3 separate regions of the Homo sapiens genome follow, and regions 1 and 3 are each linked to region 2. A link is an interaction called in ENCODE POLR2A ChIA-PET data of the cell type or tissue named here. Cell type or tissue: MCF 10A. All regions are shown on one strand.

Region 1 (5,000 bases), 140 kb after region 2:
AGGAGAAACCATTTCATTCTGTGTCCAGGTCCTTCAACCCAACTATTTCTCCAAAGAAATGTTTCCCTGAAGAGCATGTACAAACCGTTCCTTTGTAAGAGGTAGGAAGGGCTGGGCGTGGTGGCTCACATCTGTAATCTCAGCACTTTGGGAGGCCGAAGCGGGTGGATCACTTGAGGTCAGGAGTTTGAGACCAGCCTGGCTAACATGGTGAAACCCTGTCTCCACTAAAAAAAAACATACAAAAATTACCCGGGCATGGTGGCTTGCATCTATAATCCCAGCCACTCAGGAGGCTGAGGCAGAGAATTGCTTGAACCCGGGAGGTGGAGCTTGCAGTGCACCAAGTTCATGCCATCGCACTCCAGCCTGGGCGACAGAGTGAGACTCTGACTCAAAAAAAAAAAAAAAAAATGTAGGAGGGACATTTTTGTTTTTGGCCATCTGTAACTCCCCCCTCCCCACCATTCATTTTAAGAAACATGATTCTCAATTCTTAGGAAATTATAAAGATATATAAACCACAGTTTTCATATCCACATTCCTGAATGGATACACCTCTCCCCAGAGTTGAATCAGAGGTTTCTCTTTTTAACTTTTATTATTTATTTATTTATTTAATTATGTATTTATTTGTAGAGATGGGATCTTGCTCTGTTGCCCAGGCTGGAGTGCAGTGGCGTGATCTTGGCTCACTGCCAACCTGGGTTCAAGCGATTCTCTTGCCTCAGCCTCCCGAGTACATGGGACTGCAGGTACATGCCACCATGTCTGGCTAATTTTTTTGTATTTTTTAGTAGAGATTGGGTTTTGCCGTATTAGCCAGTCTGTTCTCTATCTCTTCACCTCACTCAGGTGATCTGCCTGCCTCGGCCTCCCAAAGTGTTGGGATTACAGGTGTGAGCCACCGTGCCCGGCCTCTTTTTAACTTAAAAAAAAAAAATTATTACTTTAACTAGAGACAGGCTCTCACTATGTTGCCCAGGCTGGTCTCAAACTCCTGGCTCAAGTGATTCTTCTGCCTCAGCCTCCCAAAAATGCTAGGATTACAAATGTGAGCCATCACGCCCAGCCCAAAAGTTGTCTCTTATTAAGGAGCTAGCACATATTTAAAAGCACTACATATTTTGCCTTACTGATTAGTGATTTTATTTTTTTATTAATGTACTTAGTTTTGTTCAGGATTTGGAGATCATTGTGGCATATTTAAGTCAAAGGACTCATTTTTTTTTTTAAATGGCAAGCATTTTGTCTTTTCCTTTTCTTTTTCTTTTTTTTTTTTTTTTGAGATGGAGTCTTCGCTCTTGTTGCCCAGGCTGCAGTGCAATGGTGTGATCTTGGCTCACTGCAACCTCTGCCTCCTGGGTTTAAGTGATTCTCCTGCCTTAGCCTCCCAAATAGCTGGGATTACAGGCACACACCACCATGCCCAGCTAATTTTTGTATTTTTAGTAGAGATGGGGTTTCACCATGTTGGCCAGGCTGGTCTCGAACTCCTGATCTCAGGTCATCCACCCGCCTTGGCCTCCTAAAGTGGTGGGATTACAGGCGTGAGCCACCGTGCCAGGCCTGCAAGAAGTTTAACAGCTCAAACTCAAACCAAGAGTGTTAGTGTTTTAATATTTCTGCTTCTTGTCCGTTAATTCTTACCTCCTGCATCTCAGAATACTTCTAAGGTTTCTAAGATTGACACTTTTTGTGAGAGATTTGGTACTCCTGAACACTTTTGGCTTAGACTACTCAGTTTCAAAAATTGTTTTCATAAGCTCATCAGATGGCTTTAAACTTGGTGTGGTGGTAGTGGGATGAAAGTGCCACAAACAGACTCACTCCTTGTAAAACTTTCCTTTCTTCTAATTATTTTGTTACTTTAAGCTTTCTAAATTGTCTGTGTTACCTAGAAATTTCTTTTCATAGCAAAATAGTTACATAAAATAAAATTTAGAGAATTTATAGTTTAACAAATGTTCATAACTAATCATGATAAAGATGGATCAGTTAAAGTTTACAAATTACTTTTAAGATGCACATTGCGAAGTGGTGGTGTTATGGGTATGAATTTCTTAGCTTTTCAGGATGTCATCCTTTTAGCCCTGTAGCTAAAACTCAAGAGGCTACATGTTCAACCATAAAACATTAGCCTCTGCCAACATTACATCAGCTCCACAAAACCTCACTGGCTAATTATCCCTTGGGACTAGGACATGGATTTGGCAGCTTGTGAAAGCTGCTTTTTCCAATTTCTCCCTTACTGGCTGTGACATATCCCAAAGGAATGAAGTTGAGAAATAATCATCTTTCGAAAGCTCTCAACCTCTCATTCCCACAGTGGTTCTCATGGTTAGGGATAGATGATCCTTTCTTCCACTTGAGGAATCCCTTTAGCTTATGATGTATTCTTTCAGTAGTAACCAAGGTACCCTGAGTGGAAGGATGATGGCAAGGATCCTCATTAGGTATGTTTCTAGGTGATTGTCTATAAGGAATTTAATGCTTCTGTTAGGATCTTCTTTATATTACCAAAATTGAAGAAGCTGGAAGACCAGCATTGGGACCCATGTGTGGTTATCATCTGTGTCCATTGACATTTGCTGTAAGAATTAGTATTGCTCATTTAACATCTCCTTTTGATGAGCACCTGTAAAACAACTTTTTTGAGGACACTCTTGGATAGCAAAAAGAACTGTATGATCTTAATCTCTTTTAGCCTCAGTTTATTTATCCTAAAATAAAGATATGGTACTTGGCCTTATTTTCCTCACAAGGGACCGTAAGGATGGAAGGAGATGACACATATGAACTAATTTCATAGTGACCTACTAGTCACCCTATATAGTGGGCCCATTCTAGGCCTCATCTCACCTGTTCTATGTTCCCTCCTCGTTCTGTACTACTCAGGATTTTTCACATAATCTTGGTTCACCTAAGCATAAAATAAATATATTGGAAAAGTATTGGATAGTGCACAGCCTTAAAAGGAAGGCTGGATAACACAGTTCAGAAAATGAGCAGAAACTGAGTGAGGCAAGACATAGTAAAGACCATGTAATGGGATCAGTTGGCTGAGGACTCTCTCTAGCACTGCTTGCTGGACCTTCTCTGCCACTGCTGCTGGCCTGGTCTCCCATGAACATCTGTTACTACTGGCACTGCCACCAGTAGGCACTTGCCACAGTGCCATGAATAATTTCTGATTATATTTTCCACCTTTGTGTTATTCTTTCAATATTCAAAGATCTACATAGGAGGATCTGATTGACTTGGGTTATATATTTGTGAACTAGATGCCAGGGAACAGAGAGAGGGAATTTCTGTTACTGTCAGTTCCTGTAGTGGGAAAAGGTGACTGCCTTTCCCCGTCTTAGAATTTCCTCCAAATAGGAAAGGTATTCACATGTGATACGTGTATATGTATCTATATCCCTGACCTGTTTACTGAGTTCTAGATTCAGTTAATCCACTAATTCTTCCCACCTGGACATCTAAATGACTAGTGTGCACTTAAAACTGATATCGCCATTCTCAGTGACTACTCCCAACCTGCATTCCCTAATTTATAGTGCCAGTTGCCCTAGCCAGAAAATTAGGAGTCAGTCTCAATTCCTCCTTTCTTGTTGTACTTGTCATATCTATTTGACTTGTGAGTTCTCTAGATTTTACCTCTACCTTGACTTCTTATATTTTGTCTCTCTGCCCTATATCATATTGTCAGCATTTTTCTCTGTGGTTTCAGGGGACTTGTTATTGGGCTCCCTGGCTATAGTTCAACTCTCCTCCAATCTGTCCATTCAGCTGCCAAGATACTTTCGCTAACTACCAATTCTAATCATTTTCTTTCTCCTGCTCAGAATTCTTCCATTTCTTGTGGGGTAAAACTTAAGCTATTTTATTTGTCTGGTCTCTGACTATGTGGTTATCTCATATCACTTCCAAACTCACAGTCCCCAGCAGTACTGACCAGCTTTTGGTTCCCAGAACACTTCGTGCTTTTTTTAAAAAAAGCACATATATTCCTTTGCATATAACCGTTAGTCTTTCTGCTTGCCAGCCTTCTGGCCTCACTTCAAGGGCTGTCTCTTCTGAGATGTGTGCTGTCTTTGATTCCCCCAGAAACTTCGGTGCCCCTTCTGCTGTGCTCTCCTTATGTTTACTGCATACCACCAAAGACTGATTGTTTGCTGCATTTTCATTCCTAGCAGGTCTCATTGTTAGAAGTATGGCCCCTTTAAAGCAGGGGTGGTATCCAATTTCTGTATTGCCAGTTCCTAACACATAGCAGGTACATAATAATTTTTATTTAATGATTCAGTGAAAGCACTTTGAGAAGTAAAGCACTGTACACATGATATTTTCATCACTGGCATTTTCTTGTAAGCATTTAGGACCTTTTGAACTCTAAAATTCTGTTTTGTATTAATCTGTTTCTGGAGAACATTTCGGGTTTTATTTCAATCAATTATTTATCTGCAGGTGGCCAGAGGTTCAAGAACCCTACCAGCCCCTCACATGAGCTTGCCTTCTTTGTGATCAGCCTTATATATTCCTTCACCGAGAAGTTGCTTAAATGTACTTTCCTTTAGTTTTCCCGGCCTCTCACCTAATGTACATTTTAATCCTGAATCATGATTTGCTTAATGTGTGACACCATTCCTTACCCCCAGCCACTAATTCAATCACTTTACTTTAGTTGTCCTAGTTATTGTAAATTATACAGTGGCTGGGACCTTACACTGTATTGGTACTCCAGAGACTATCTAGAGAATCTGGAGACATATCTGTCAATTTGACTGGATTGCTGGTTCTGCAATTCTTTTTCTCTCATCCCACAGCTCTCATTTGGGTTCTGTACTCCCACTGGGGGCCTTGGCAGAGCAAACAGTATTAACTTCACTTTTTTTTTTTTTTTAAAGTACTTGGCTGCTGTTTCTTGATTTACTGCAGTGGGAAGAATACGTTTTGATTTTTTTTTTTTTTCTTGTTCCTCCCTCTGAGGGAGCCTG
Region 2 (5,000 bases):
TCCTATCCTACTTCCAAAATGCTGATGTTACTGAGCTCTGAGTTACTATATAACTCTTATCTTAAAAAAAGGAAAACAAAACCAAAATGCCAACGTCAAGGAAATCGCCACACTTCAGTTGGTCTCAACCCTTGTATTTTTAGCCCTTAGAGACAGCCCCTCTGTGGCCTACCCTCTTCGGCCTTTTGCCCAGTGGTGGTCAGTCCCTTCCCACTTCAGTTCTGCAGCATCTGGGTCCTGATTTCACGCACAACTGTTTGCAGAAAAAACTGAGGTGGGGTGAAAGGAAAATCCGGTTCTTTTAGAACTCCTGTTTTTGTTGAGCACACGTGACCCTTCAGGGTCAGGCCTCTTCTCTCACCACCACCTCCTGCTTCCCCCCATACCCCGTGTTACCCTTAAACATCTTAGGGTTTCCAGAAAGGGCTGTGTGCTCCTGTAACTTCTGCACATGTCGACCCCTCGGGCCATTTTTTTTTTTTTTTAAGACAGAGTCTCATGCTGTCGTGCAGGCGGGAGTGCAGTGGTACAATCTTGGCTCACTGCAACCTCTGCCTCCTGGGTTCAAGCAATTCTCCTGCCTCAGCCTCCCGAGTAGCTGGGACTACAGGCACGCACCACCATGCCCCAGCTAATTTTTATATTTTTAGGAGAGACGGGGTTTCACCATGTTGTCCAGGCTGGTCTCAAACTCCTGACCTCATGATCCACCCGCCTCGGCCTCCCAAAGTGCTGGGATTACAGGCGTGAGCCACTGCGCCCGGCCCCCCTCGGACCTTTCTTCTCTTGGCCGCCTCCTCAGCTGTTCTTCACAATGCAGCAGAATGACCTTCTGGAAGCTCCCTGCCCTCGGCTCCCTACTCTCTGCTCCCTACCCTGTCCTCCATCAAACAGCTAGTGTGGCCATACTGCAGCAGATGCTGCTGGTGCCTCCCCAGGTCGCTTTACCAGGCTGCTCACCGGTCCTCCAGCTGCTGCAAGTCTTGGGTCTACAGACTCGCAGCTGCCCCCCACCTGTCCCCTTATGTGGAGGGGCCCTTGGCTGACAAGCACCCACCACCTCACCTATCAGCCCCATCCAAAGCCTGAAAGGAGGCAGACAAGGCCATTCTCTTTGCCTCTAAGGGGGCCACTCTGCTTGGAGCCCACTCCTCTAACCCAGGCCAAGGCTAGACCTGAGCCCAGCTCAGCAATTTCTCCTTCAATACCTGCTTTCCTTCCCCCTTCCCCCTTCTCCCCTGCCCTCCCCCTCTTTTCTTTTTTTGAGGGGGAGTTTTGCTCTTGTCACCCAGGCTGGAGTGCAGTGGCCAATCTCAGCTCATTGCAACCTCTGCCTCCCGGGTTCAAGTGCTTCTCCTCCCTCAGCCTCCCGAGTAGCTGGGATTACAGGCACCTACTGCCACGCCTGGCTAATTTTTGCATTTTTAGAAGAGGCAGGGTTTCACCATGTTGACCAAGCTGATCTCGAACACCTGACCTCAGGTGATCCGCCCACCTTGGTCTCCCAAAGTGCTGGGATTACAGGCGTGAGCCACCGCACCCAGCCCTTACAGGCATCTTCCTTCAACAAACCTCAATAACCAGACCCCTGCTTCGGGCTAAGGCGCTAGCACATTCCATGGTGATTAACCATTTTTCTTATTGTCTCCAGACTAGACTCTGAGCACCCGGAAGGCAGGAAGGTTGCCCACACCTCCCAGGTGGGGGCCTGGCACAGAGCAGGTTCTCCGCGTTGAACTCTCAAGCTTCCGGGTGGTTCTGCACAGCTCCCCTTGCCTTTCTTTCTCTACCACCATTTCTTCTCCTCTCCTCTCCCCTAGAAGGGCAGAGATCCGTTTGTCAAGGCTAAGTTTGGGGTGCGGTGGGAAGGGCAGGAGGTAGAGCTGGCCAACCTTCCAATCCCCGGCCCTCCTGCCCGACCCCACCAACCCCGTCCTGCCTCATGGAACTTAGGTTTGAAACACAGGGACGAACCGGAGGATGGCCTGCCAGCCGCAGGGCAGGCCACAGCGGAGCCCTGGGGCGCTCCCCGGTGCTGGGGTGTGGGGAGGTGGCAGCTGTGTGCCCCATCCCGGGAACAGGCTGCACGGGCCCGCGTGCAGAGAGCCCACCCCGGGACCAGGCTGCACGGGCCCGCAGACAGCATCACAGCCTGGGCTGGCAGCCTTTTCCAAGGGCTGCTCTTGACTTCCGCCTCCCTCTCCCGTCACTTCATCAACACTCTAGGAACCATGGTGAGCCCACGCTTCTTCATTCATTCCCGCCCACTCACAGCACAAGCCCACGTCACAGGAGGCATGACTCGCCTCAGAGGCTGATTAGCTTTCCAGGCAGCATCCAGCTCACGCAGGCGCTGAGTCAGTGCCGCCGAAGCCTGGCCAGGAGGGAGGTGACTCAAGCCCGAAACTGTGGGTCTCCTCCCCTCCAGCCCTGCCAAGCAGCCAGCGGCCGGGAGAAGCCACCAGGGGCCAGGCCCTGGGCTAATGCTCTGGGTGCTAAGCCCTCCTAAGTCCCCACACCCCACCTGTAAGGCACGTATGTGGTGCCAGCTGCCCCGCAGTCTCTCTCCCCATTTCCCGGGTGAAGACCCAACAACCCCCGGGCTTCCAGCCGGGCTCCACAGCATGGGGCGGAGGCAGTAGTAACTGACCCGGATGTGGCCATGTTGATTGGCTCAGGGCTGGGCATGTGATCTGTTGGAGCCAATGAGAGGCATTGAGACTCAGGCTAAAATATCTGGGACAAAGCCTCTCATCGTTTTTTTCACTGGACTCAAAACTCCAGGGGTGCTAGAGCTGGAGCTGGAGCTGCTGGCTCCAGCTTGCCAGCATGTGAAACCTGCCACTGACACCAACCCTGCGGAAAAGAAAGAGAAATGGCAGGAAACTGAGTCCTGGTTATATTCTGGAGTCCTGAATCCAGCCATACCTGAAACTGTTATACTACAGGGACTTTTGGAATTTCCTGGCTTAATGCAGTCCTTTTGCTTAAGTTAGTCTGTTTCCTGTCACTTGCAGTTGTAAGAATTCTAATCAGTACCAGCATTTGCTACCACATTTAACTAATCCTAAAACATGATTTTTTTTCATTTTAATGGAATCATCATTGCTTGCAAATTTGATAAATTAAACATAGCTGTTCATATTGTCTTAACTTCAGCTGAGTTAGGTGCAGTGTTGGTGCTGCGTGTACTGAATTGAGGGCTATTTAAAATGTCTTCAAAAAATTATATAGTGACTCAGCATTTGGATAAAAAGTGATTATGTAGAGAGAAAGGCAAGGACACTGAGCTATAGGGAATGAGCTTAATATTAGTGAAACAACTTTTCTCTTTGGAGAAACAACTGCTCTTTCCTGACAAGGCAACATGCAAGTGCTTTGTAAAACCGAATACAGGAAGATACCCACAAGTAGAATTTGTGTTACATTTTGCTCCTGAGATATGGATAAAAAGATTGACTATGTATCATACACCAAGCAATGCAACTGAAGGCAGGAGAAATTGTGGAATCTCACAAAACAGGTGAGAGGAATACAAAGTAACAAGTTACTGTGACTAATTTGTGACTTTGTGCAGAGCTACCGTTAAGACACTGCACTGTTGGCCGGGCGCGGTGGCTCACGCTTGTAATCCCAGCACTTTGGGAGGCCGAGGCGGGCGGATCACGAGGTCAGGAGATCGAGACCATCCTGGCTAACACGGTGAAACCCCGTCTCTACTAAAAATACAAAAAATTGGCCGGGCGTGGTGGCGGGCGCCTGTAGTCCCAGCTACTTGGGAGGCTGGGGCGGAAGAGTGGTGTGAACCCGGGAAGCGGAGCTTGCAGTGAGCCGAGATTGCAACACTGCACTCCAGCCTGGGTGACAGCCCTTGCTGGACCCACAGAGAGCTGACCAGCCACAACTAAGCAGGGCATTGTAGCTAAGAGGCTGGACTATGGCACTGGATGGTCTGTGTTCCAATCACAGCTCTACCATTTACTGCCTGTTTGAGCTCAGCTAAATTACTTAACCTTAATCTATAACCATCAGAATGCATTATCACTCGCATTTTGCAAAAGTGCCCTTAAAGTCACCTGCACTGGGCGCAGTGGCTCACTCCTGTAATCCCAGCACTTTGGGAGGCTGAGGTGGGTGGATCACCTGAGGTCAGGAGTTCGAGACCAGCCTGGCCAACATGGTGAAATGCCGTCTGTAAAAATACAAAAATTAGCAAGGCATGGTGGCACACACCTGTAATCCCAGCTACTCAGGAGGCTGAAGCATGAGACTTGCTTGAACCCTGGAAGCAGAGGTTCCAGCGATCAGAGATGGCACCACTGCACTCCAGCCTGGGCAACAGAGTGAGAAGTGAGACTCTGCCTCAAAAAAAAAAAAAAAAAAAAAATCCCTTGCTCAAAGTCACAAGCTGACTTTGAACATTATGGACCTAATCATTACATCTCATCCATACTGGGTTCCTACTGGTCAAGAGGAGTGGAGAACTGGGGACATCTGTACATCCCTGCTCTGCTCCTAAGCACTCTGGCCTAGACTGGCTGAGCGGAGGTAGAATCAAGTGGTTACAATGGCCTGGCCTTCAATGATATTTGCTGTCACACTGTTTCAGTTCACTAGCTTGGGCCTAAAGAGAGATCCCCTGCTCCCCATAAATCTTTATGTCTACTGTTTGAGTAGTGCCAGTAGGTCATGCCTTGGGTTGTAGTTTTTCCTTCTCTAGGTATTTTATTTATTTATTTATTTATTTATTATTAAATAATTGGGGGGGAGGGGGGCTCAACTCCTCCCCAAAGTGGGTTTATCAAGGATTTTTTTTTTTTTTTTTTGAGACATGGTCTCACTCTGTCATCCAGGCTGGAGTGCAATGGAGCAGTCTCAGCTCACTGCAGCCTCTGCTTCCCAGGCTCAGGTGATCCTCTCACCTCAGCTACCCAAGTACCTAGGACCACAGGTGCGTGCCACCGTGCTCGGCTAATTTTTAAATTTTTTGTAGAGATCGT
Region 3 (5,000 bases), 220 kb after region 2:
GGCACTTGGGGAATGCTGTGAGTGACTAAAAAAATAGACAAAACCCTTGCTGTGCTCTGATGGGGACATGTTGTAAATGTAAACGTGGGAGACTGAGAGTAAACAAGAAAAGTATGTAGTATTCCGCCTTTTTTTTTTTTTTTTGAGACGGAGTCTTGCTCTGTCTCCCAGGCTGGAGTGCAGTGGCACTATCTTGGCGCACTGCAACCTCTGCCTCCTGAGTTCAAGTGATTCTCCTGCCTCAGTCTCCTGAGTAGCTGGGATTACAGGCACCCTCTACCATGCCTGTACAAAAATGTTTGTATTTTTAGTAGAGACGGGGTTTCACCATGTTGGCCAGGCTCGTCTCGAACTCCTTACCTCATGATCTGCCCACCTCGGCTTCCCAAAGTGCTGGGATTGCAGGCGTGAGCCACCATGCCCAGCCAGATACGTAGTATTTATATAAAGACTGTCAAGACAGTGATGAGTGCTGCGGAGAAAAATGAGGCAGAAAAGGAAGCTGGGGTGGGGTGGACAGTGTCCGTTTTCTCTTGATTCTTTGTACTTACTGTCTCATGCATGTGCTAAGCTTTCCAAGAGCCAAGGTTACGTGTGATGCATCACACCCGGGTTCCTGCAGAGCAGGACGTTTGGAGTTGAGCTAGCGTTACACAGTAGAAGCAGGTGCAGGGGGTGTCTATTTACCCACTGAAATGCCCACGACCTGCCCATGTAAGAAGTGGGGAATCCTGGATAGTGCCCAGGTAGGTTGGGGAGGTAACTTGTACTGGTTTTTCTTTGATGTTATTTGTTAAATCTAGAGCTCCCCCTTCTGTTAGAAGATGGGATCTCAGTAGTACTTTTAAGACTGTAGTTTCTTTTTTATCTTAAGATTCACAAAAAATTTTTAAAAATAAATACCACTGGGACAATTGAAGCTTTCTTCTGGGACTGCTGTTGCTGAGGCCCAGCCCCCCGCTGGGGGTGGAGAGGAAGGAGGAAGAAGCACAACGGCCCAGGCAGGATAGGGTCCTATCTATGCTCTCTTGCTACTTTTAGCAGCTCCTTAACCCTGCACTCCTACCGCAGCCAGCAGCCTAGCAAAAGTTATCTCTGCTCGCAGTTTCACAGCTCTTTGGAAATTCTAGGGCAGGAGAAGTGAAACTGACCACAGTCTTATAAATTTCTCTCTTATTGCCTCTGTTCCCTACTTGAAGTGAGTCAGGCCTTTCCCTCTCATCCTCAGAGTGTCTTAAGTTGCTATTTGTCCTTACAGCCAAGTTTTTGACAAAAGGAGTCAGACCTTCCATTCATGGTGCAGCCTTTCTGGAGGCTCTTGGTTTGGTCTTGCCACCTGAGTGTTGTTTGCAGAAGTCGAGACTTGTGGTCTTTGTGTGGTATCCCCAGAATAGAGCTGAGCCCTTCGTCTCAGCTGTCGGTTGTGTGTGTTCCTTCACATACAATTGCCATGGGGTTCTTTTAGTCCTTAGAGATGAAATTCAAGTTAATTTTAGCAGCACTATAAATAACAGGTGCAGTGAAGAAGGAAATAGTGCCGAGTGGACATATATCTTTTTGGTTTTAACTGTCCCATTGAAACAGTTTGGCCACTTTATGATTCCTCGTGAGGTTGAGGAAGTAAGGTTAATTTGGCATGCATCTGTGCCCCTTCCTGTGTGCAGGTGTCCTGAGAATAATGTGAGGCCTAGCAGGCGTTCTTGGAGTCCTAGCTGAAGGGGGATTTGCGGCTGACGGTCCAGTCATGGGCCAGGGTGTTTGTTAAAGTTACATTCCATGGGTGCACTTTATATAGCCCAAGCTTAGGCAGTGACAGTTCCCATTAGGAGTCATATTTTGGTTTCTACCAAAACTGTTTGAATGGGGTAGCTAAACCATAAAGATACATGCTTACTCAGGTGTCATTGCCTTCACTTCAACTGATATTTATAGTACTACTAACAGTAATGTGATTTTTTTTTTTTTTTTTTGGGGGACGGTTTCTCGCTCTGTTGCCCAGGCTAGAGTGCAGTGGCGCAATCTCGGCTTACTGCAAGCTCTGCCTCCCAGGTTCACGCCATTCTCCTGCCTCAGCCTCCCTTGTAGCTGGGACTTCAGGCGCCCACCACCACCACGCCTGGCTAATTTTTTGTATTTTTAGTAGAGACAGGGTTTCACCATGTTAGCCAGGATGGTCTCGATCTCCTGACCTCGTGATCTGCCTGCCTCAGCCTCCCAAAGTGTTGGGATTACAGGCGTGAGCCACCACGCCCAGCCAGTAACATGAATTTAAGATGCCTTCTCCACTGAATATCGTAGCACTAGACATGATGCTTCGCTTGAAGGTAATCTTTACGGTTCTTCTCTCAACAGCTTTGAAAAGTCCAGCCGCATTTCATGAGCAGAGAAGGAGCTTGGAGCGGGCCAGGGTAAGGTACCTTTTTTCCCCCTCAGAACTCCCAAAGAGCATTTTCAGAGCTCATTGCATTGCTGGTTATATTTCCATTTAGAGCTTTCCATAGAACTCTGAGGCCAGAGCCTGCTAGACTCTAGGGCCAGCCCTGGCCTTGTGGTTTTAAATGGAAAGCTCTGCTTCTCCTACTTCATCCCTTCTCTCATTTACCTCCCATGGTGATTATATGGAACATGATTGGAATGAGGTTTCTCTTTTTGTACATTTAAGGATATGGAATGATCACCCGATCCTCCTTGCCTGAATTTTGGAGTGCTTTGGAGACCACTGGTATTTCCCCATCTTTAATTCCACTTAACGTTTTGTAGATGTTGGGACACAAACATTAGCCAATGGAAAAGCTTCCCAAGTCCGGGGTTACACTGGCCACACCTCACAGGACGGGCATTCCAAGGGGCAGGAAACCTTCTTGGTCTCCATCTGCCCAGAGTAGGTGGTATCCACTTGACTCTTGTGGAAAGCAGAAACTGGCCCACACTCCAAGCCCAAGTTTTCTGCCACAGCACCTTACTTGCGTCCCCATCCCAACTCTGTTTCGGTTCCCCAGGGGCCCCTGAGGAATATTCTGCTGCCCAGTGTGGGTAGAGATGGGGAAGTCACCAGAACTTGCTTCCCCCTCACACTCCCTTTACTTTTTCCTTTCACATAAAATCATGGGAAGATAATCCCCCTAGACAGATCATGGGCTGCATCTCCTTAAGACCCACGGCTATTTTATTTTACTTTATTTTTTGAGACGGAGTCTCACTCTGTCACCCAGGCTGGAGTGCAGTGGCGTGATCTCAGTTCACCGCAGCCTCCGCCTACCAGATTCAAGCGATTCTCCTGCCTCAGCCTCCCAAGTAACTGGACCTACAGGCTCCCGCCACCACGCCTGGGTAATTTTTGTATTTTTAGTAGAGATGGGGTTTCACCATGTTGGCCAGCCTGGTCTCAAACTCTTGGCCTCAAGTGATCTGCCTGCCTTGCCCTTCCAAAGTCCTGGGATTACAGGCATGAGCCACCACACCCAGCCTCACAGCTATTTTAGAGTCTCAGAAATATTTACCTCCAAGACTTTTTTTTTTTTTTTTTAAACTTTCTTTCATTCCCCTCTCCCCAGAAAATCATGATTAATTCTTAGAGTAAGTGGAAAGAATGAGGTCATGGGTCCTGGGAACCAAAGGAGTAACAAGCAGCAGTGGTTTAGTTTGCTGAGAGCACTGGAGAGTACAGTGTTGGGGGAAAGGATGGCGTTGCCTGTGCGCCTATTCGGTCAGAAGACTGGGCACCATTTACTTGACTGCTTCTCAAATAGGCAGGGACCAGCAGAGCTGATTAGAAGAGACTGTTTTATTGAGCACCTTTATGTAAGAGGTTGTATCTGTTTCTTTTTTATCCTCACATCAACTCTTATGAATTAGGTGGTATTATCCTCATTTTATAGATGCAGCTAAGAGAAGTTAACTCACTTGTCCAGCCAATAAGTGGCAAAGCTGGGAGTCAAACCTTTGTGGATTCTAGATTTTTTTTGAGCAAAATGATTTTATTTCCTAACACATGGTAACCATAACGTTCAATTTGCTTACCATGCACATCTATTCACAAATGACTTCCACATTACAATAACTACTTCCATATTTACACATGTACTAAAAATTATCTTAGTTGAGATATGAAACATGAATATATTGGATTGGTTATAGCAGAATTTGCTTTACTTAATTCTAAAAGCTTAAAGCTTTGAAAAGCTGCTACTTTTGCATCTCATACTTCCAGATGAATAAGACACAGCAATATCAGCTCGTATTCAAGAGAAGTTTCATTTCTTTTTCTGGTGTTGGAACCAGCTGCTCACATCTGTGCGTGCTACATAAGGCAGCTATACATGGTGGTGGGAAAGCATCCACAATGGCTTCAGCTATGTCAGGATCACACTTGAGGGGCTCTGAGATGCTGTTGTATTTACACAACTGATTGCTTTGTTTTCCTTTTTTTGTAATTTTAGAGGTGGGATTTTGCTATGTTGCCCAGGCTGAATCCCAACTCTTGGGCTTAAGCAATCCTTCTGCCTTTGACCTCCTGAATAGCTGGGATGTGTAGGCATCTACCACTGTACCTTGTCAAACTGATTTTGTTCCCTCAGTTTTCTTCGACACAAATGTGCTTCAGTGGTCATGAATGCCTTTAATGATATCAGTTGCAAAATCCGTATCTTTAAATTTGGCCCTGAAAGTTCTCTGGTTTTCCATCAGAGACCTTATACCCTCTAAACCAGTCCAGAGTAGCCTCTAGGTAGTCAGGTTTCAGCCATTTGACATCATTAATATGTTTACTATTTGTCACAAAGGATACAACTCAGGAACAGCCAGGTGGAAGAGATGTGTAGGTATGTGGGAAGGGATGAGGAGCTTTTGTGCTCTCTCCAGGTGGGTGTGTCACCCTCCTAGCACCTCCATGCCTTTAACAAACCAGAAGCTCCTCCATATATTTTCTTAATCAGTACTATATTCTACCTCAGTCATGGCCACTGGTCAGAGCTTCAGATGGCTTAGAGAATAAGTCTTCC

Evidence for each region. Peaks named below come from ENCODE experiments on the same cell type or tissue, not always from the same donor. Only the 100,000 strongest peaks of a DNase experiment are listed, where the experiment ranks them.
Region 1: POLR2A ChIA-PET joins it to region 2 with 19 read pairs; 16 of 35 experiments call an interaction of 5 or more read pairs at or near these places.
Region 3: POLR2A ChIA-PET joins it to region 2 with 30 read pairs; 18 of 35 experiments call an interaction of 5 or more read pairs at or near these places.

The regions. Positions count from the first base shown.
Region 1 is chr22:40,509,889-40,514,888 of GRCh38, reverse strand. All of the region lies in intron 3 of MRTFA (myocardin related transcription factor A), which reads left to right. Among named protein-coding and RNA genes, the nearest start is that of MRTFA-AS1, 9.4 kb to the left of the region's middle. RefSeq lists an enhancer at 3,760-4,304. In MCF 10A, no CTCF peak of the experiment used is centred here; DNase peaks (open chromatin) are centred at 2,238 and 3,078.
Region 2 is chr22:40,649,495-40,654,494 of GRCh38, reverse strand. LOC124905122 (a long non-coding RNA gene) reads right to left here and starts at 2,647. Exons shown (of 2, transcript XR_007068108.1): 1 at 2,525-2,647; 2 at 1-1,816. RefSeq lists enhancers at 2,096-2,195, 1,677-2,876. In MCF 10A, no CTCF peak of the experiment used is centred here; DNase peaks (open chromatin) are centred at 1,634, 2,314 and 2,674.
Region 3 is chr22:40,432,907-40,437,906 of GRCh38, reverse strand. MRTFA (myocardin related transcription factor A) reads left to right here. Exons shown (of 15, transcript NM_020831.6): 5 at 2,353-2,408. Among named protein-coding and RNA genes, the nearest start is that of SGSM3, 65 kb to the right of the region's middle. RefSeq lists enhancers at 877-926, 997-1,046, 1,167-1,296, 1,557-1,616. In MCF 10A, a CTCF peak has its summit at 793 (motif pointing left); a DNase peak (open chromatin) is centred at 766.